Regions from separate parts of the Homo sapiens genome. Here region 2 is linked to region 1. The links are chromatin contacts, found by Hi-C or POLR2A ChIA-PET in ENCODE. All regions are on one chromosome and are shown on one strand. Each heading gives the region's core, a stretch centred on a gene start or an enhancer-like site at or near the end of the contact. The rest is flanking DNA. Distances are from core to core; before and after follow the strand shown. Region 1 holds the start of TENT5B (terminal nucleotidyltransferase 5B). Region 2 overlaps SLC9A1 (solute carrier family 9 member A1).

Region 1 (7,568 bases), core at 2,578-5,077:
GGAGCAGTTGAACAATAGGGCTCTGGGGTCAGGAGACCTGGATTTGAGTTCCAAACTGCCAATTAGTGACTGTATAACCTTGGGCATATCACTTAACCTCTCTAAACCTCAGTGTCTTCATCTGTAAATTGGGGATAATGATCCCACATCTTGCGGTGTATCTTTAGGAATTAGAGCTTATGTATGTAAAATAATCTAGTGCATAGTAGGTGTTCAGTAAATGTTAGTTTCCTTTCCCCACACCTCCTTCCTCTGCTGGGGTATGGAGGTGGGGGTAAGAGACAGTGCTGTGGCTGAGCCTCAAGCTCTTTCATCAGTAGCCTCAGAGAGACTTGGTAGTTCAAGGGTTTGGAGACTCTGGACTCAGCCAAAGGCGATTTCTATCTATTTCTTTTCTTTTCTGAGACAGGGTCTCTTTTTGTCACCCAGGCTGGAGTGCAGTGGTGTAAACATGGCTCACTGCAGGCTTGACCTCCCCACCTCAAGCGATTCTCCCACTTCAGCCTCCCAACTAGCTGGGACCACAGGCACGTGCCACCATGCCAGGCTACTTTCTTTTAATTTTTGTAGAGATGAGGTCTCGCTATGAAGGCTGGTCTCAAACTCCTGGTCTCAGATGACTTTCCCACCTCAGCCTCCCAAAGTGCGGGGATTACAGGCATGAGCTACCACTTCCGGCTGCTATCTTTTTTTTTTTAATTTATTTTTATTTATTTATTTATTTTGAGATGGAGTCTTGCTCTGTCGCCCAGGCTGGAGTGCAGTGGCACGATCTCAGCTTACTGGAACTTCCGCCTCCTGGGTTCAAGCAATTCTCCTGCCTCAGCCTCCCAAGTAGCTGGGACTACAGGCACGTGCCACCACACCCGGCTAATTTTTTGTATTTTTAGTAGAGACAGGGTTTCACCATATTGGTCAGGCTGGTCTTGAACTCCTGACCTTATGATCCGCCTGCTTCAGCCTCCCAAAGTGGTGAGATTACAGGAGTGAACAACCGCACCTGGCCTTTTTAAAATTTTTATATAGAGATGAGGTCTCCCTATGTTTTTATGTAGAGATGAGGTCTCCCTGGTCTTACAGGCATGAACCACTGGTCCCCTCCATTTCTTAGCTTTCAAGAAAAGGTAAAACAAAGCAGGCACTTGCCTTGAGGATGATGAAAGGGACTTCCCCAAGGTCACGTGGTCAAGCAGTAGCACAAGTAGTGTGTCCCCTCCCTGAGGGCCAGAGGAAGCCCCTGATCCTAGACAAGATGGAGTGAAGCGAGATGGGCAGCCTCTTGCCTGGGCTCGCCTCCAGAAAGAGGAAGTGGCTGCTCTGTTGTGAGAGTCAGGCTCCTGGGTTTTAGTTCCAGGTCTGTCAGAGTCAACCTGATGGCATTGGGATGTAGTTTACTGTTTCTAGGTCATGATTTCTCCTGTAAATTTGGTGTATTACTCCTTCCCAACCTGCCTGACAGGCGAATGGGAGAATATTACGAGAATGAAATTTAATTTAATATATTGTTAGGAGAACTTTTTTTTGAGAGAGAGAGAGTATAACTATTGTTGCCTAGGCTGGAGTGCAATGGCACAGATCTCGGCTCACTGCAATCTCCGCCTCCCAGGTTCAAGCGATTCTCCTGCCTCAGCCTCCCGAGTAGTTGGGAATACAGGTGCTACAGGTGCCTACCACCACGCCCAGCTAATTTTTTGTATTTTTAGTAGAAATGGGGTTTCACCATGTTAGCCAGGCTGGTCTCAAACTCTTGACCTCAGGTGATCTGCCTGCCTCAGCCTCCCAAAGTGCTGGGATTACAGGCGTGAGCCACCGTGCCTGGTCAGGAGAACAATATTTAAGAAAAAAAATTGCAGCAATGAATCAGATAGACTCAATTTCTGAATTTTTGCTACAGCACATGTTTAAAATCAGAAAAAAAAATTAAAAGCAACAGGTGAGGTTGGGGAAAAATAAAAGTAATAACAGGCCAGGCACAGTAGTTGACACCTGTAATCCCTGCACTTCAGGAGGCTGAAGTGGGCAGATCACTTGAGCCCAGGAGTTCAAGACCAGCCTGGGCAACATGGCCAGACCCTTATCTCTACAAAAAAAAAAAAAAAAACAGAAAAATTAGCTGGGTGCTGTGGCGTGTGCCTGTAGTCCTAGCTACTCAGGAGGCTGGGATTGGGAGGATTGCTTGAGCCAGGGTGGTTGAGGCTGTGGTGAGCCATGATCATGACAGTCAACTCCAGTCCAGGCAACAGAGTGAGACCCTCTCTCAAAAAATAAATAAATAGATAAAAATAAAAAATAAAAGTAACGACAATCATAAGCCTCATCCCCTAGGTCCTGTAAAGTGTGAGAGCAAAACATGTAAACATATTTTTTTTAAATTATGTTTTGTCTAGACCTGCAGAAAAACATGTAAACACATTATTCGTTCTCTAGCTCCAGAAAGGAGCTGGGTCTGCATAGGTACAGTGGAAAAAACATGCACCACAGATTCTATAGCCCTGGTTGAGGACCAGGGCCTTACTAGTTTGCTGTGTGACAGTCGGGTAATCACAAAGCCTCTCTGAGCAGATCTCTCCTTCCCTAAATTGGCTATGCTGTACATCAACGCTCATCATGCTGTGGTTTGCGAGGCCAATCAACAGTGTCTTAGAAAGCCTTTACTTTAGGGCCGGGCACAGTGGCTCACGCCTGTAATCCCAGCACTTTGGGGGTCGAGGTGGGTGGATCACAAGGTCAGGAGTTCAAGACCAGCCTGGCCAATATGGTGAAACCCCCGTGTCTACTAAAAACACAAAAAAATTAGCCGGGCTTGGTGGCGCATGCCTGTAATCCCAGCTAATCGGGAGGCTGAGGCAGGAGAATTGCTTGAACCCGGGAGGCGGAGCTTGCGGTAAGCCAAGATCGCGCCACTACACTCCAGCCTGGGTGACAAAGCGAGACTCTGTCTCGAGAAAAAAAAAAAAAAAAAAAAAAAAAAAGGCCTTTACCTTGGTATGCAGAGTTTATTATTATTATTAATTTTTTTTTTTTTGAGGCGGAGTCTCGCTCTGTCGCCCAGGCTGGGGTGCAGTGGCGCAATCTCGGCTCACTGCAAGCTCCGCCTCCCGGGTTCACGCCATTCTCCTGCCTCAGCCTCCCGAGTAGCTGGGACTACAGGCGCCCGCCACACACCCGGCTAATTTTTTGTATTTTTAGTAAAGACGGGGTTTCACCGTGTTAGCCAGGATGGTCTCGATCTCCTGACCTTGTCATCCGCCCACCTCGGCCTCCCAAAGTGCTGGGATTACAGGCGTGAGCCACCGCGCCGGGCCCAGAGTTGTTTATTATACCTTTCCTAGGCTCTGGAAAACTGCCAGAGCATGAGCAGTGCTGTGCAGAGTTGATCACGTGGCTCAATCTCTTTGGGCTTCTGAAAATAGCAGGACAAGGCTAGGTGACTTCTCAATTTCTTCCAGCGCTAAAAAAAAAAAACAGAAACCTGGAATTTCTCAGTGGTCTGACTCTGCTACAAACTCCGCAGGTCACTTCCCTCCCTCCTGACCCTGGCGGGGCGGGGTGGGCGCTGTCCCTTTAAGTCCAGGCCCGGGCCAATCACAGTGAACAGAAGTTCTTTAAGGACCAAAGGAGGGAATTCAGCCTGAGAAGGAGGGCGGGGCAGGGGCGTGCCCTCTAGCCAATCGGAATCTCCCTAGAGAACAGTGACTCACGTGCAAAGCTCTACAGACCAGTGTCCGGAGCGTTCAGAGGCGGGGCGGCTCTCGCTGTTGGCAGCGGCCCGGACCAATGGGCACGTCGCCCGCGGCCTATAAGAGTCCGCTGGGCCGCGGGCTGCAGGCGCTAGGGTCGGTTAGTCGTCGCCGTCTGAGGTGTTCCCTGGCTTTGTCTCGCCGTCGTTGCCGCCCCGTCCCTGCCTTCGTGCCCCCCGCCTTGGCCCCTGCCCAGCCGCTCTCCCTGTCCTCCTCCCCTTAACCACCCCCACGGTTTCTGCCGTCGGGGCCCGGGGGCCGGGCGGATGATGCCGTCGGAGAGCGGAGCTGAGCGCAGGGACCGGGCGGCTGCTCAGGTGGGGACGGCTGCGGCCACGGCGGTGGCCACGGCAGCCCCGGCAGGCGGCGGCCCCGACCCGGAGGCCTTATCGGCCTTCCCCGGACGGCACCTGAGTGGGCTGAGCTGGCCACAGGTGAAGCGACTGGACGCTCTTCTGAGCGAGCCGATTCCCATTCACGGGCGCGGCAACTTCCCCACGCTGAGCGTGCAGCCCCGGCAGATCGTGCAGGTGAGAGGACGCCAGGCGGGGGATGTGGGGGAATCCCTTCTGAGGCTCTCGTGGCTGGAAGGCATTTGTAGTCTGTTTGACTTTCTAGACAGCTAGGGAAACTGAGGAACGGGGACATGGCTGTAACAATTGCACAGCATTATGAATGGTAGACCAGACCTCCCCCTGCATCTACTAATCCTTCCCCACCTGGCTTTTCCATCTCGACTCTTGGAGAACCCTGATTCCCCACGGATCACTCACCCAGGGCCTGGCTGGGAGAGGGGAGGAGGATGTCAAGGGCATTGGGGGAAGAATTTGTCTCTGCCTGCAAGGACAAAAGACGCCAGGTGGCCCTGGGTGGGTAAGTGTGCATGCTTGAGTCCAAAATAGCTTTTCCTTCCCTATCTGGGCATCCCTGGACCTCACCCTCCTTTCCTCTCTCGAGGTTCTAGGAGCAGCCTCTGCCATTGTGCTCCTACAGCCTTTTGCTGGAGAAACCCCCCCTTCCCCCTCCACCCCGTGGAAAAGCCAAGAAAACTTGTCAGGGACTCCCTCTCTCTCAGCTGGGGTTGTGGCCCAATATTTATTAAGCCGAAGGTCAGACCTGATACCCCACCCCCAAGGGCAACATTAAGTGACCAATTTAGGTGTTTCTTCTCCTTCCCAAGATTGGAAATGAAGGCCAACCCAGGCCTCAGGCCCCACGTCCTCTCTCTCCTGAGGAAAGGGAGAAGAGAATTCTGACAGCCCCTCCCTCCTCCAACTCTTCCCTTTATCTGAACCTCAACGACCCCAAGACTGCTTTTTCATCTGTACAGCCCAGACGCTGTCATGTTCTGAAATACCACAGTGTGGTCATTATTGTACCCATTTTATAGCTGGGGCAGTTTGCCACCCAAGATTACTTAATGAGGTGAAAATCAAACCTAGGGAATTTTGGGTCTTCCCAGGAGCAGATTACAGTAGGTTCAATGTTTTCCCACCCCTTCCCCGGCTCCCAAGGTCAACTTCTAGGTGTTAGGGAGGGTCCTTTGATAAAAGAAACCAAGAAACCCAGCGAGGACTCCTGTGCGTTCCTGCCAACTGATGGCTTCCTTTGGATGAAGTAGGCCTTTCCCCTGCCTCCTACTACCTTGGCTTCCCACAGAGGGGGAGGGTTGCCTGCTGGGGGATTACCTCCCCCACCCTCCCAAGGAACTAGGAACTGGAGGGGGCGGGGGCAGATTCTCCTTGGCTGACTCACACGCGGCCCAGTGGAGTTCGCCGAGGCATTCCTCGGCTGCTCGCTGTCACCTGGGTGATTAGGAAACCAGTCGAGGCTTTAATCCCCGGGACAGTCAAGTCATTCCTGGGGCCCCAGCTGCTGCACCTCCAGGATTGTGGCCCCAGGCATGGCAGGGAGGGGAAGGTGGAGCCCAGTGTGGCAGCCCCCCTCTGCAAGAACAAGGGATACCCTGGAAGGAGGAGAAGTCCTTGCCCTGTCAGTATGGCTCAGATTGCCTCTTGGTGTCTGCTCTGTGCCAAGCCCTGTTTAGGAAACCAAGGGCACAGATGTGACTAGGACTCAGCCTCCATCCCTTCAGGTGCTCCTAGCCAGATGGGGGAGACTCCAGGTCAATAGAAGCTAACTTTACAATGCAATGGTGGTGCCATGTCCTTCTAGACCTGGGTCAGAGATAGCACAGAACAGGGAGCTGTCGGCGATGGTGAGGAAGGGCAGCAGAGACTTCAGAGCTGGGCTGGGAAGTTGGACTTCTGGATTCAGGCCCTGGACTGTTTGTTGTCAATTCTCTTTGCTGGGCTCAGTGTCCCCATCTGTTCAACTGGGATGGATAGATTAGGCTGCTGCTCTCCAACACCCTCTCTGGTTCCAGACTCCAAAGGGGACAGGTGCCTTCACCTGGTCTGTACAGCTGCCTCCACAGCGAAGAAAGTTTCTTGGAAGAAATCCACAGCTGGCAGCTTCTAAAGCTGTTGGGATGTGTGCAGGGATGGGGGCGGGGAGAGGGGGAGGGTGGTGTCGGTTGTTGCCTTGGGGCTTTTCACTGCTGCTGAGTTGTCCTATGGCTCAAAAATTGGAACCTTTCTCCCTCTACCCCCCTGCAAGGCTTTGCCTGTAGTGGCAATCTGAGTGGCTAGAGATTCTGTTCTTGCTTGTACCTGTACTAAAGGGACTCACCCTACTGTAAGGAGCCTTCCCAGAGCTACAGGCAGGGAGGCCTTTTATTGGTTGTGTAACCTTGGACAAGTCCTTTGCCTTCTCTGGGCCCAGAGGATTGAACTAGACAATCTGATTTCTCCAGCTGCAGCCAGAGGGCCTGCATCAGGCGGCAGAGCATGTGAGTTTTGTAAGCCTGCTGGCTGACGGCGTCTGTCAGTCTCCCTGCAGGTCTCAGCAGCAGCCTGGAGCAGAGTGGTTGTGGGGAGGGCCTTGGCATGGGAGAAAGGAGGGTGCAGCCACTGCCCCCTCCATGGCTGGAAAGTCTGATTCAGGAGGCACCAAGCTGCCCTGCAGTACTTGGGTGTGGTGGTATCTGGTGACCGTCTGCCAAACTGGCTGTAGTCACACCTGGGAAGGAGACAACAGCGACTGGCTGGCTGACACAGCTGGCCCCATGGCCCTGACGCAGGGGATTTAACAAGAGTACTGCTACCTACTCACTAGGCCAGATGCCAAGCCCTGGGGTGGGCACCAGCCTGGGAGCAGGAGCTGGCACTGAGTAAGGCTCAGTCAGCCCTAATGGGATCTGAGGAAGGGGCTGGTCTTCTCTGCAGGTTTGGTAGGGTCCTTGGACCAAGGTCTTTGGCCCATGCAGGCACAGCTGCCAGCTGACAGGGTGTGGGTTAGAAGTCCCACAGGCTGGACTGCAGCAACTGGCCTTGTCTGGCCAAGGCATCTCCCAACCCTCACCTTCCTGTTCCCCAACTATTCTGGCTCTGGGCTTCAGTAGCTTGAGGGTTGCCTTTGCTTTGAAATTTAGAAAGGGAAGGTGGATTAGAACACTAGTCTGCTCCTTCTGAACCCTGGGACTGTAATGTGGTAGAAACAGGATAGGCTTTGCTGTTGGCCATCCCTGGGTTTGAAGGCATCTCCACGTGATCTTGTGCAAGTGACATCACTCCTGTGAGCTTCAGTTTCCCAGGAGACCTGTCCTGGGCCAGGCACAGTGTCTCACGCCTGTAATCCCAGCACTTTGGGAGGCTGAGGCAGGGGAATAGCTTGAGTCCGGGAGTTCGAGACCAGCCTGGGCAATCTGGCAGGATTCCATCACTGTAAACAATAAAAAATTGCTGGGTGTGGTGGCACGCACGCACC
Region 2 (7,568 bases), core at 2,758-5,257, 86 kb before region 1:
AGGGGCAGGCAAGGGTCTCCTGGGCCTGGGCATCTCCCCACTCCTGGAAGCTGGCGCCATCCGTCTCCCTCCTCCTCCCACCAGGCTCAACCGGTTTAATAAGAAATATGTGAAGAAGTGTCTGATAGCTGGCGAGCGCTCCAAGGAGCCCCAGCTCATTGCCTTCTACCACAAGATGGAGATGAAGCAGGCCATCGAGCTGGTGGAGAGCGGGGGCATGGGCAAGATCCCCTCTGCCGTCTCCACCGTCTCCATGCAGTGAGTGCTGGGGCAACCAGGCAGCTTCTGCTCCCACACACCGGCCCCTCAAGCCCGGTTGGAGGTGGCCACCTGGGGGGCGGGGTCTTCTGTTGTCCTGTTGGGGCGGACAAGAGAGCTGTGGGCTCGCACCAAGGACCTGAGGCTTTGGCGCCCACCTGGGTCATCCCTAGGGTGACTTCCTTCTGGCCAAACCTGGGAGGCACCAGGATCCCAAGAATCTTGGGGACCTAACCGATGCCCTATTGCCCCAGGAACATCCACCCCAAGTCCCTGCCTTCCGAGCGCATCCTGCCAGCACTGTCCAAGGACAAGGAGGAGGAGATCCGCAAAATCCTGAGGAACAACTTGCAGAAGACCAGGCAGCGGGTGAGGGCCTGCTCCCCAGCCCGACCCCCAGGGTACAGGAGCCCTTCAGCCCCTCTCTACGGCAGCCCTGCCCTGCCCGTGCCCCTCGGCACCCACCCCAGGACTGGCCCGGCCTCCAGCACTGCCCCCACCCCTCCATGAGCAGAGCCTTCCGGGGCCCGCACTGCCCTGACGCTGTCCCTCCCACAGCTGCGGTCCTACAACAGACACACGCTGGTGGCAGACCCCTACGAGGAAGCCTGGAACCAGATGCTGCTCCGGAGGCAGAAGGCCCGGCAGCTGGAGCAGAAGGTAGCCTCTGCCTTCCTCTGGGAATCTGTATCCCACCCCACTCGCCCAAGCTCCGCCACAGCCTCTAAGGAAATGTACCCATTCTAGGAACAGGGTTTGGCTTTCGAGGGGCTTTTAGCAGTGTAAGGGCATGGAGAGCCATGAGTTCTAAGCAAGGGATTGGCGTGGGGTTGTGGGGCATGGCCTGGGTTAGGGCAGTGGCAGGGGACAGAGGAATGGGTGGATTTAAGGCTGAGCAGTGTAGGTGTATTCAGGGAGGCTGTGACAGGAGCCTGGGATGAGCCCTTAGGAGCTCCTGAGGGGCCAGTACGGGTGCCCACACAGGCACAAGGGAGGGGGAGCAAGCGCCCTGCATATACGAAAGGTGGGGTGTGCACTGGCCGGGTTCTGTCCTGAGGGGCTCCCTCTGCCCAGCTGCCTGTGCTCACCCCGTCTGTCCTCTCTGTCAGATCAACAACTACCTGACGGTGCCAGCCCACAAGCTGGACTCACCCACCATGTCTCGGGCCCGCATCGGCTCAGGTAAGGGCCTGGCGAGGGGCCTCAGGACTGGGCACTCTGAGCTGCCACCTCCTGAGGATGGGGCTCCACAGGAACAGTCCTCAGCCACTGGGAGGACAGGCCTGGCCCTCGCTGACCTCAGGATCCCCTCCCAAGCCATGAGCTGCTTCTACGTCAGGGGCCATCCCTAGGGAGAGAGACGTTCCGGGCGAGGACTGTGTGGGGAGCTGGGAGAGCCACGGTGCCTGGCAGGAAGGCAGGGTATCTGCCCCATCGAGACCCCCAACACGTGTGGGGAACGTGAGGGCAGGGCCCCAGGGCAGACTGACTCAGGGAGGAGCCCCAGGCCTTGGCCTGTGGAGGGACACCTCTGGGAGCCCCTGTCAAAGGAGAGGGCCACAGTCTGAGGAAGAGAAGCTGTGGGGTGGAAGGTCGCAGAGGCCTGCTTCTGAGGCCTGTTGGGACCGGGACGGCTGTGCTCATGAGAAGGCCTGAAGGAGGCACTGACGCGGCCGAGTGGCACGTGCTGGGCCGGGCTCCAGAGCGGAACCCAGCTTGTGCCTTGCTCTTGGTCCCCAGACCCACTGGCCTATGAGCCGAAGGAGGACCTGCCTGTCATCACCATCGACCCGGCTTCCCCGCAGTCACCCGAGTCTGTGGACCTGGTGAATGAAGAGCTGAAGGGCAAAGTCTTAGGGTTGAGCCGGGATCCTGCAAAGGTGGCTGAGGAGGACGAGGACGACGATGGGGGCATCATGATGCGGAGCAAGGAGACTTCGTCCCCAGGAACCGACGATGTCTTCACCCCCGCGCCCAGTGACAGCCCCAGCTCCCAGAGGATACAGCGCTGCCTCAGTGACCCAGGCCCACACCCTGAGCCTGGGGAGGGAGAACCGTTCTTCCCCAAGGGGCAGTAACACCAGGGCCAGCAGGCAGCGCCTGTCCCCTCACAGACTCTTCCACCAGAGCAGGGGCTGCTGGGGGCTCCCCTTGCCCTTCCTGACCCGGATTGGCCCTGCCCCTCCCCCTACCGCATGGCAGCTGGGCCCACAGCCCCCACCCCAGCACAGCTCCTCCCCTGCCGCCTCCCGGGAAGCATCCTCCCCACCAGAGCTGCCTCCCCAATCCATTTGGCAGAACTGCTGGGGCTGGTGAGGCCGGCCCTGCCCCTCCCTAGATCCAGGCTTCTCCCGGACCTGGACTAGGGCCTCGGAGGCTCCTCCCTCTGCCTCATCCTCCTCCTCATTCAGACCAATCTTAGTTTCTAACCAAAGAGTCTCTGGCTCAGCTGTGGTCCCACCCAGGAAGGGAGGGAGCTGAGGCCTCCCTTGAGTAGGCCCTGCTTTATCAGGGGACAAACCAGGGGTACCAGGCACATGGCTGGGGGAGGGACTGCTGACCCACCAAGGTCTCACACTCCTCCTGCCAGCTCTGTCACCCTGGCCACCACCCAACCTGTCCTTACTCAGAGCTGCGGGCTGAGGGCATCTCTGAGTGTCTCTGCCTGGAGCAGGGGTGGTTTCTACGGTGACAGTGACGTGACTCAGAGCTTTTCGAACTGTGCTCCCACGGGGACCACTGGGCCCCTCAGGGGAAGCTGCTAGGGGAAGGACTGGCCGTGGCTCCAGAATGTGCTGCCTTTTTAAGTTTTGTTTGTTCACACTCCTATATATGATTGTTTGCACAGAGGGCGCTCCTGTTTTTAAAACATTTTGAAAACCCCTGGCTGAACAGTGCTCTGCCTCTAACTCCCTCCTCACACTCCAGAATTACCCTTCCTCATCTGTGCCTGTCTGTCCAACCCCTCCCCCACGTCTCTCTGCCTGCTGGGCTCTTAACTGTTGCTCGAAGACTGTGACATCAGAAGTAACTCCCACTCCTAATCAAGAGTCTCTCCAGCCTCACAGATGCTGGCCTCTTGGCACCTGCCTAGCTCTTGGGCCTGACCTCCAGTCCTGCTGGCCTGCTCTTACTTCCCCCACCCTGGGTTTGGCCCCTGGAACCTTTCCCTTGTGTGTACCACACCCTGCCTGCTGTGGAGCCCATTGTGGAGGCGGTGGGGGGGAGAAGGCCTCCCCTGAGGATCCCCTGTCCCCTGGGGCTGGTGGATTGGGCAGAATCCTGGGCCCCCAGAGACCTTTGCCCACACACACTCCTTCCCCTTGTCCCTGGGGCACTCCCCCAGGATTGTGCAATAGTCAGAGTGTCCCTTTTTGCAGGGGACTGGGCCATGGGTCCTCGGCCCATCTGTCCATCCTCCTCTCCATGCAAGTGCTGTTTGGGCAGGAGTCACCATGCAAGGGTGACATCGACAACCACGTACCAAGCCACCGCAGCTGCTGCCACTCTGCTGCCTGTACAGAAGAAACTGAATCTTTTTCATATTCTAATAAATCAATGTGAGTTTTTAATAGAGTCAAGGGCTGCTTTCTGGGGACGAGGGTCTTTAGGAGGGAGGGTGGCCTGAGGGCGTGAAGTACTTAGTTCAAAGGCTGGCACAGAAACACTTCATGGCTGTCAGCTGCTGGGGTGGTTGTTCCCACATGCCAGGCACTGAGATACCACAATGAGCTAAGCAGGACGTGCCCTGCCCCGCGGGGGAGAGCGGCACTAACCAGTGCCCAGTGTTTGTGCAAGAGGTGAAAAAGAGGCAGAGGGGAGGGAGGGACGGCGAGGAGGACCCTCCTGAGTCCCGAGTGAGTGAGATCCCAGGAGGGGACTGAAGAAGGAGCCAAGGCTTCCGGGTGGAAAAGGACCCAGAAAGTTCCCAAACATTGTAACTGGGAGCTGTGCCCACGAACACTGGGACCTGAGAAAAGGCCGGGTGGCTGGGTCAGAGTGACAGGGGAGGCAAGGATGGGGCCGCGTGCTCCATGGTTAAGATTTTGCTCTTAACCGTGGGAAGACCAAAAGGGCAGTGGGAAGTCACTGAAGCCCTCAAGTTCTCACCTGTAAAGTGGGGACAGTGACCCCTGCATGAGATAAGCTCAGGTGTGTACAAACTGAGCCTCCCTAATCAGAAAACCCAACACAACGCCATGAATGGAGAATGCACACCTGACCTCATGAGACAGTCAAAACTTTGCTGCATGTGCAATATTTAAAATATATAAAATTGGGCCGGGCGCGGTGGCTCATGCCTGTAATCCCAGCACTTTGGGAGGCCAAGCTGGGCGGATCACCTGAGGTCAGGAGTTCAAGACCAGCCTGGCCAACATGGCAAAACCCCATCTCTACTAAAAATACAAAAATTAGCTGGGCATGGTGATGTATGCATGTAATCCCAGCTACTCGGGAGGTTGAGGCAGGAGAATCACTTGAACCCAGGAGGTGAAGGTTGCAGTGAGCTGAGATGGAACCACTGCACTCCAGCCTGGGTGACAGAGCAAGACTCTGTCTCAAAAAAAATAAAATATGTAACATTAATTTCAGGCTATGGGTAGAAACTGTATATGAAACATAAATGAATTTCGTGTTTAGACTTGGATTCTATCCCCAAGATATCTCATTATGTATGTGCAAATATTCCAAAATCTGAAACACTTCTGCTTTCAAGCATTTGGGGTAAGGATTGCTCAATCCCTAATGGGCTCGGTTCAGCAGAGGTTGGAGCCCTGAGGTGCATTTCCTGGATCCAACCACCAGAGGGCAGTGGGGCCTTGGCGCGCACCCCTGGCACCCTTCGAACCTGGGCTGTCCAGGAAAGCATCTCCTTTGCCCAGTCTGGGACCTGAGTGTGGAGCTGGTTTAACTCACAAAATCTGAAGCGGTTAGTGCCAAGAGGATTACAGGGTTATTATCAAAGGATTATTCCTGTATCCATCGGTTCCCTAGCAGGAAATGGATGTTACAGCCATCCCTCCATATTTTCCGGGGATTGGTTCCAGGACCCACATGGAAACCAAAATCCTTTCATGCTCAAGTTCCTGATGTAAAATGGTGTAGTGCTGTTGGCCCTTCATGGATTCTGCATCCATGGATTCAACCAACTGCAAATTGAGAATATTTGGGGAAAAAATTCAAATAATAAAGTGTAACAACTATTTACATAGTATTTACATTGTAATCTAGAGATGATTTAACGTATATGGGAGAATGGCTGGGCACAATGGTTCATGCCTGTAATACCAGCACTTTGGGAGGCCGAGGCGGGCGGATCATTTGGGGACAGGAGTTTGAGACCAGCCTGACCAACATGGTGAAACCCCGTCTCTACTAAAAATAAAAAAAATAGCTGGGTGTGGTGGTGCATGCTTGTAGTCCCAGCTACTAGGGAGGCTGAGGCAGGAGAATCACTTGAATCTGGGAGGTGGACTTTCCAGTGAGCCGAGATCGCGCCACTACACTCCAGCCTGGATGACAAAAAAAAGTATATAGGAGAATGTATGTAGGTTATAGCCAAATACTACATTATTTTATATAAGGGACTTGAGCTTCCTTGGATTTTGGTACCTGGGAGGGTCCTGGAACCAATCCCCCATGGACACCAAGAGATGGATGCATTTGCGTATAACCAACACTCATGTTCCCATATACTTTAAATCATCCATAGACTACCTATAATACCTAATACAATGTAAATTCTGTGTAAGTAGTTGTCAGCTGGGTACGGTGGCTCACTCCTATAATCTCGGCACTTTGGGAGGCGGAGATGGGCGGATCACTTGAGCCTAGGAATTCAAGACCAGCCTGTGCAACATGGTGAAACCCCACCTCTACAAAAAAGACAAAAATTGGCCAGGCATGGTGGTGCACTGGTCCCAGCTACTTGGGAGGCTGAGGTGGGAGGATTGCTTGAGCCCAGGAGGTCGAGGCTGCAGTGAGCCATGTTCACGCCACTGCACTCCAGCCTGGGCAACAAAGCAAGACCCTGTCTAAAAAAAAAAAAAAAGTTGTTATACGGGTTTTAAAGTTGTATTTTTATTGTATTGTTATTTTTTGTTTACTCATTTTTATGTTTTCAATTTGTGCTAGGTTGAATCTGAGGCTGCAGAACCCGAGGGTACAGAGGCCGACTGTGTATTTAAAGGGGTACCAAGAGCCTTCCACTAAGGGATTAATTAGAGATGTGGGCGGGGTTGTGGGAACCTACCAGGGATGGGACCCAGCAGGGCTCACACTACAGGAAGCCATTACAACCCATAGACCTGAAAGGGCAAGAGGAGGGAGCTCTCATCATGGGAGGGGACTGCCCAGCTAGAACTGTGGCCATGCTTAGAACACCCCCTGCCAGAGAGGGAGCCGGGGAGGTTGGGGGTGGACAGCTTTCATCCTGATGGTGCCTCCCACTGGCGAGTCCCAACTGAAAGCCTGAAGAGAAGGCAGCCAGAGTAGGTCAGCCCTTCATCGAATGGGGAGTGTGGATGTGGAAGGGAAACAGGAGATCCAAGCAGGGCTATTCCTTTTACCCCTCAGCACCCACTCTTGTCCTTTGGGTGAAAAACTCATGTCCCTATTGCTTAATGGTTGCAGAATTTCTGTTTGGGATGATGAAAAAGTTTGGGAAATAGGTTGTGGTGATGATTGTACAACATTGTGAATGTACTAGATACCACTGAAGTGTTTGCTTTAAAATGGTTAGTTTTATGTTATGTGAATTTCATCTTCTTTTTTTTTTAATGGAAGGAACAATCTCATCAACACCATCAACCTTGTCAGATTCACCCTGGTCTTGTCATACTCACCTGGAGCAACAGGGCTTTTTTTTTTTTTGAGACGGAGTCTCGCTCTGTTGCCCAGGCTGGAGGGCAGTGGCGCAATCTCGGCTCACTGCAAGCTCCACCTCCCGGGTTCATGCCATTCTCCTGCCTCAGCCTCCCAAGTAGCTGGGACTACAGGTGCCCGCCACCATACCTGGCTAACTTTTTGTGTTTTTAGTAGAGACGGGGTTTCACCGTGTTAGCTGTGTTAGGATGATCTCGATCTCCTGACCTCGTGATCTGCCCGCCTCGGCCTCCCAAAGTGCTGGGATTACAGGCGTGAGCCACCATGCAACCGGCCTCTTTAAATAAGACAACGGGGCATGCAAATAACAGAAAATTGCTACAGCCCCCACTTTGGCAGCTGGTCACCAGGCCCAAGTTAGCAATCACAGCATCCTTCCTCCACCCCCACTTTCCTCTAACCATGTGCCAGCACTGTGGCTGACT

The links. Hi-C counts contacts between places; a loop is a spot of excess contacts on that map. ChIA-PET counts read pairs that join two places held with the same protein, here RNA polymerase II (POLR2A). Pooled maps may share reads with other maps.
Region 2: a loop to region 1 is called in a pooled map, with 2.8 times the contacts of the local background. The contact joins the enhancer-like site here to the promoter of TENT5B in region 1. A Hi-C loop is called at or near these places in 3 of 168 maps with a recorded cell type or tissue (CD14-positive monocyte and CD4-positive, alpha-beta T cell) and 3 of 50 pooled maps. POLR2A ChIA-PET finds 5 or more read pairs at or near these places in 7 of 52 experiments (AG04450, GM12878, H1 and 2 more).

What each region holds. Positions count from the first base shown.
Region 1 is chr1:27,009,109-27,016,676 of GRCh38, reverse strand. It overlaps TENT5B (terminal nucleotidyltransferase 5B), which reads left to right and starts at 3,827. Exons shown (of 2, transcript NM_052943.4): 1 at 3,827-4,270. The coding sequence starts at 4,007. RefSeq lists enhancers at 3,273-3,927, 3,928-4,581.
Region 2 is chr1:27,095,075-27,102,642 of GRCh38, reverse strand. SLC9A1 (solute carrier family 9 member A1) reads left to right here. Exons shown (of 12, transcript NM_003047.5): 8 at 85-258; 9 at 513-627; 10 at 817-918; 11 at 1,368-1,440; 12 at 1,999-3,834. The coding sequence ends at 2,336. Among named protein-coding and RNA genes, the nearest start is that of SLC9A1, 56 kb to the left of the region's middle. RefSeq lists an enhancer at 1-820. Within about 2 kb of position 4,007, at least 27 of the 41 ENCODE cell types and tissues checked have a DNase peak (open chromatin) inside an H3K27ac peak, as active enhancers do; they include CD14-positive monocyte and GM12878, where a contact is called at or near this core.